2 separate regions of the Homo sapiens genome follow, and region 2 is linked to region 1. The links are chromatin contacts, found by Hi-C or POLR2A ChIA-PET in ENCODE. All regions are on one chromosome and are shown on one strand. The core of a region is the stretch at or near the end of the contact, and the rest is flanking DNA. Distances in the headings are between cores, read along the strand shown.

The links. A loop is a pair of places that touch in the nucleus more often than their neighbours do. ChIA-PET counts read pairs that join two places held with the same protein, here RNA polymerase II (POLR2A). Pooled maps may share reads with other maps.
Region 2: a map of Calu3 shows a loop between it and region 1 (2.1-fold over the local background). The contact joins two enhancer-like sites. A Hi-C loop is called at or near these places in 3 of 168 maps with a recorded cell type or tissue (CD14-positive monocyte, Calu3 and heart left ventricle) and 2 of 50 pooled maps. POLR2A ChIA-PET finds 5 or more read pairs at or near these places in 1 of 52 experiments (activated T-cell).

What each region holds. Positions count from the first base shown.
Region 1 is chr17:69,174,616-69,177,403 of GRCh38, forward strand. It overlaps ABCA10 (ATP binding cassette subfamily A member 10), which reads right to left. Exons shown (of 39, transcript NM_001377321.1): 23 at 791-898; 24 at 1-162. Among named protein-coding and RNA genes, the nearest start is that of ABCA6, 34 kb to the left of the region's middle. Within about 2 kb of position 1,261, at least 6 of the 41 ENCODE cell types and tissues checked have a DNase peak (open chromatin) inside an H3K27ac peak, as active enhancers do; they include CD14-positive monocyte, where a contact is called at or near this core.
Region 2 is chr17:69,092,158-69,094,857 of GRCh38, forward strand. The region is part of intron 25 of ABCA6 (ATP binding cassette subfamily A member 6); the gene reads right to left. It also overlaps the pseudogene SEC24AP1. Among named protein-coding and RNA genes, the nearest start is that of MIR4524B, 6.0 kb to the right of the region's middle. Within about 2 kb of position 1,319, at least 6 of the 41 ENCODE cell types and tissues checked have a DNase peak (open chromatin) inside an H3K27ac peak, as active enhancers do; they include CD14-positive monocyte, where a contact is called at or near this core.

The sequences.
Region 1 (2,788 bases), core at 11-2,510:
CATGAGTTCCCATGAAAGCTGGAATCCCAGAAATATGAAGTAGTAAATTAAATGTATTGAAAAGAGAATCAAGAAGTATAATGGAATGTCCACCAGAGCCTGTCCACACCAGTATGCTGAAGGCCAGAGGCCTGAAATCCATAACTGGGATTGAACATTTTTCTGACAAAGAATAGAAGGGATAGAGGAAGGGATCTTAGTTTGAAAAGATTTTGTGGTTATGTAAAAAAAATTGTTTAATAAATTTTAGAAATAGTATGTTATAGTGTCTGTGTGACAAAAAGCATCCTCCTAAAAATCTAGCATCTCCAATGGAAATGTGTAGTTATTGGTTCAACAGAAAAGTCTCAGCTATTTTTAAAGTTAATTTACCCATTGATACAGATTAATGAAGATGACTACACTATATATTTTTAAAGCCCAGTTTATTAAAGCGTAGTTAAATAATTGGAAACACTGTATGTCTGACATTTCATGCTATAGTTAAAAATCTAAATTCCCTTTGGAACTGTGAAATAACTGCATGGATCAAACAGTACCACATCTTCATCCCTGAAGTTTATTTAGCATGATTTCCCTTACAGCTGTGGCAATTTTATTGTGCTAAATGGTAAACTTTCTGACCTCTTTGAAATCATGTGTTTACTATAATCTATACTGATATTAGATTGTAATGTATGTGTAAAAACATTAACCAAAGTACAACTGTGTGTGTATAAAACAATAAAATTGCAATTACTACAGTCAAATAAAATCAATCTCAATCTAATTTCCTCTCTCTCCCTCTTACTTTATAATCGCTGATGCTGCTCATGCCGATAAAAGGAGAAACGCAGTTTGTGATCAACAACAAAAATATGGACCCATCTATAAAACCAAGATCCAGCACTATGTCATCCTGAAAGATGAAAACACATCAGTAAGCTGTTGCAATTGTTACAAATTATACAAACATTATAAGATACGTTTCCAGGAAATAAAGAAAAACTCTAGAAGCATTCACCTGATTTAAGAAGCAAAGAGACAAGCAAACATGTTTTGTTAACCTTAGTGGCAGGTTCCATTCCCAGGAACAGCATGATATAAAAGAAATTCAAAATCTCAATTTTATATGTATATACGGTAGTCTCCCGTTTCCACAGGGGATATATTCCAAGACTCCAAGTGGATGCCTGAAACCTGGATAGTACCAAACCCTATACATAATATGTTTTTTTAATCTGATAACTGAAATGGCTACTAAGTGACTAATGGGTAACATATACAGTGTGGACACACCAAACAAAGGGATGATTCACTTCCTGGGTGGGAAGCAGGACAGGGCAAGATTTCATCATGCTACTCAGAACAGCATGCAATTTAAAACATATGAATTATTTATTTCTGGAATTTTCCGTTTAATATTTTAGAACTACAGTTGACCAAAGGTAACTGAAACATCAGAAAGCAAAATCACTGTGAAGGGGGACTATTGTACTTAGAGGGCATGAGCAGTTTCTCTTTTACATTTACATCTGATATTTTAGGGAGCTACAGTTATCATATCTGAAGCACTGAGTTAAGTTGTCATTTGTTCCAGTTCCCTATTTCCAAGTTGGCCTCTAATAGTGATTGTTGTGAAGCTGGACTTATGCTTAGGCATTATGCCTAACTACGTGCAAGATACAATTAGAAGAGAGCAAATCTTCCCTGCCTACATAATTTGACTTCTAAAATTGTTTAAATTAAACAATTGTCAAGGCATTGAGGGGTCTTTAAGTTTTTTTCAAGACACTGTAATTTATTATTATTATGACAAAAAAAATCTAAAGAAAAGGAGTGCAGAAAAGGTAAGTTTTTGTCATAAATGCAGGTGCAGGTGGAAGGGCAAAAAAGAAGCAATGAAAAGGTTGTTCTAAGAGTATTAGTAAAGATGTGGGAAGAACCAGATTACCAGGGGCTAAATAAATGCACAATCATCAGTGTAAGGGAAGGGTAACACTTATGACTCCATATCCCTGCTTCCCAGTATCACCCCTGGGAAAGGATATTACCCATGTTGTTGATCCTGTTGCTTAATATTAAATGGGCCAATGTCATTGGTTGATGCACATATCTGTTTTCCTCTCTAAGAATCGGACAAGACTTCATCATGCTACTCAGAACAGTGTGCAATTTAAAACTGATAAATTATTTCTAGAATTTTCTATTTAATATTTTTCAACCATGGTTGACCAAGGGTAACTGAAACCGCAGAAAGCAAAATCATAGATAAAGGGGGACTACTGTACTTAGAGTGTACAAGCAGTTTGGGTCCAACTAAAGAGATACCTTTTTTCTCCTTTATATCCTGCACTCTCTACTTGGGTGTACTGCTTAATTTTGCTACCCTAAATCTCTGCTTTTCTTTGCTCCCCCATCTCTCTTCTGCATATCCTCAACTTCATCCTAATGATTCCCAAAGTATGCATTATCTCCATCTACTTCTCTGGGTTCCTTGCTTTTAAAATATTCTACAGAAAGTATCTACTTGGGTATACTCTGCTTTATCTAATATACTAAGTCAAAAACTAATACTAGCATCTCCTCCAAATAAACTTTCCTTTTCAACTTCCCCATTTCTATCAGTAGTTTTGTGACTGTTTCAATTTCCTAAGCTACAAAATTGTCTTCTTACATGCATACCTCTTTTTTATACTTCTTTCAATCTGCCATTTAATGCTACTATTCTATGAAATTCACATGAGTTTTTCTTTTGTCACTTATTCCTCTTCCTGTATGCTGGTCCAGACACTTTTGTTAGCTTCTG
Region 2 (2,700 bases), core at 69-2,568, 82 kb before region 1:
TTTTAAGAATCAATTGATCAGCCAAGTATGTATTGAGCACTACCCTTTCTTTCCCAGATCTTATTAATGTACTGATTATAATAAAAATAGAATCATAATTGCTAAATTCACTGAATATTACATAAATGCCAGGTTTTAATAATCTAGCATGAATTATTTAATCCTCACAACTCCATAATGTAGTACTTTTATTATCTCTCCCTTTACAAATGAGAAATCTGGGGTTCACTCTTAAGTCCTTCAGTTCACTTAGCTGACTCCTCTTATTCTACCAGACCTCCATATTTCTACAGTTTCTTTCCTCTCTTCTCATCCACTGGAACAAGAGAGGAGTCTAAACTTTGACAGTGTGAGAGGATACTCCAGAACTCCGTGTGCTAAGATGTGCTACTATACCTCCACCACACAGCATAATAGGCTGAAAAGATACTTCCTTATCAGGCAGGGGTCTAGGGTACCAGTAAAGCACCACAACCCTGGGGGTATGGAATTCCACTGGACTCTAGAAACAAATTAACTACTGACTGTGGCTTCACTCAATGATGGAGAAACATTGCCTACACTGTCCTTCCAAATGGATCCCAGATCACCAAAGGACAACTGCATTGAATATCAACATACTATACCTTCTGACATATGATCCTGTGAGGAGTAAACAAATTGCCTTAGTCCTAGGACTAGCATCGTTTAAGTTGATACTAGCTGTACAATGATAAATTCTCACAACATATATTTTCAACACATATTTAGAAATAAATTATAAGTTATTTGTATGCAAATGCAAATTTTAGTGCAAACTGCTTGAGGTCTTTGTGAAGAGGTATAATTTTAAAACTTTTTAGCCTACTGAAATCAAGATGTGTTCATCAGCACAAGTTCTGAATCAGTATTGCCAACCATGCTACTGTCTCATATTTTTTAACATGAGGAATGACATAAGGTCTGAGACTTCAAGTTTATTCCTGAGCCTGTCACTACTTTTTGTGTTTTTCTGAGCAAGTTACTAAATTTTTTCCTCTATTGAAGTAGGAAATTAAGAAAATAACAGAATAATGGCATAAGTAATAATAGTGAAAATTATAGTAACAGAAAAATAACAATAGCTCATAGAATGAATTGCTGTATTAACCAAGGCTGAAAAGAATTTAAGTTGCGCACCCCCACCTCCGCCGAAGTTAAAGTTAAAAGAGAATACTAACTGTCCCAAGAAACATTAACCATATCTACTTCCCACATATTCTGTAAGTTCTGTAAGTCCCTGTTTTTCTTGCTGTGCAGCTGCAAGGTCACAAGATAAGTAAGTGAAAGTTAAATTGCAACTCATATTTTTCCTAAGATGCAAGTCATGGCATAAATGATAAACAGCCTTTGTTCTCACTTCTGCAAACCTGCTTCCTGCTTCAAGTTTTTCCCGCCCCAAAATGCTTAAAAGTTGCTCGCTTTCTTTGTTAGGGGCTCAGACTTTCAGGACACATGTCTGCTGAGCCGATATACACCTAAAATAAAAGCTCTCCTGTATCCCGATCGGTCTCTCTAGTTCCTTAATTTCCTGCAACACTATAAAATTTGGTAAATCATACTAGACAATTTTGAATTTCTTTCAAGTCTGACATTCCACCATTCTAGAAATATGTAGATTCCTTTCAGTGATAGAAAAATGAAATAAATAAATATACTGAAATAGATAAGCATAAGAAGGGCAAAGGAAAAACAATCAGAAATTACAAATATATAAATACATATTTTACTATTACACTGCGGTGTAATTTTGTTTTTATATTTTGAACAGTCTTTGTTTTCCAAAACGTACCTTGCCTCTGGAATATTGTCTTGCCTTATTTGAATCCATAACAACTTAAGCATAAATGGCAGCAAAGGATAAAAGGCATGCAATCATACGTGTATGTGTTTTGATTTTAAAAATACAGTGTTTCTCAGTGTCATGTCTGATTTTCTGCTGTGATCTTTTATTTGTGATAATTTTTTCAAATCACAGTGAGAACACCTTAATCACCATGTTAGTTCACAAGCCTAAGAAGTGGTTCTGCATTATCATCTTTCCTTAGAAAGAACAAAGTCAAATTTCTTCTTTTGTTCATCTATTCACTTGCTGCCGTATATACAAGGGGCATTCATAATATGATAATGCAGATTCTGTCTTCTGCCATTTTTTGAAGGAAAGTTCCTCTCACTGGACTCTCACTCCTTACTCCACAATGGGAAAATGGTTTCTGCTCTCTAAGCCTAGAGATGAAACTTATTGTTTTGGAAGATTCTGGCCTATTAAGTTCTAGAAGTTCTGTCACAGTCTATGGAATTGATGCACAGATTTGAAATCCTGGAACTTGGCTGAGAAAATCTTGTCTATAATGTTTTCCAACCCAAAGCATCACTATGGAGCCTGCAGCCATGAGGAAATTAAACCTGCTCAGCTTCTCCACTAAAAGCTAAAAGGCAAGGGCTGAGGTATGTTTCTATCACTGATGCTGAATGCTCTCTTGTCTGAGAAATTTCCAGCTCTATACAAACTGGGATAAGTTGTGAGTATACGGTAAGCCAGGGGCAACTATTTCATGAGGCACATAGCAAAAAATGTGTCCATCTAGATGTGCATTTGTTCCAGTTTGGAATGATTTCTGTGTAATAAGGGTCAACACAAGGAGTGGCAAAAGCCACAAAAGGAAGCTTGATTCCAGCATG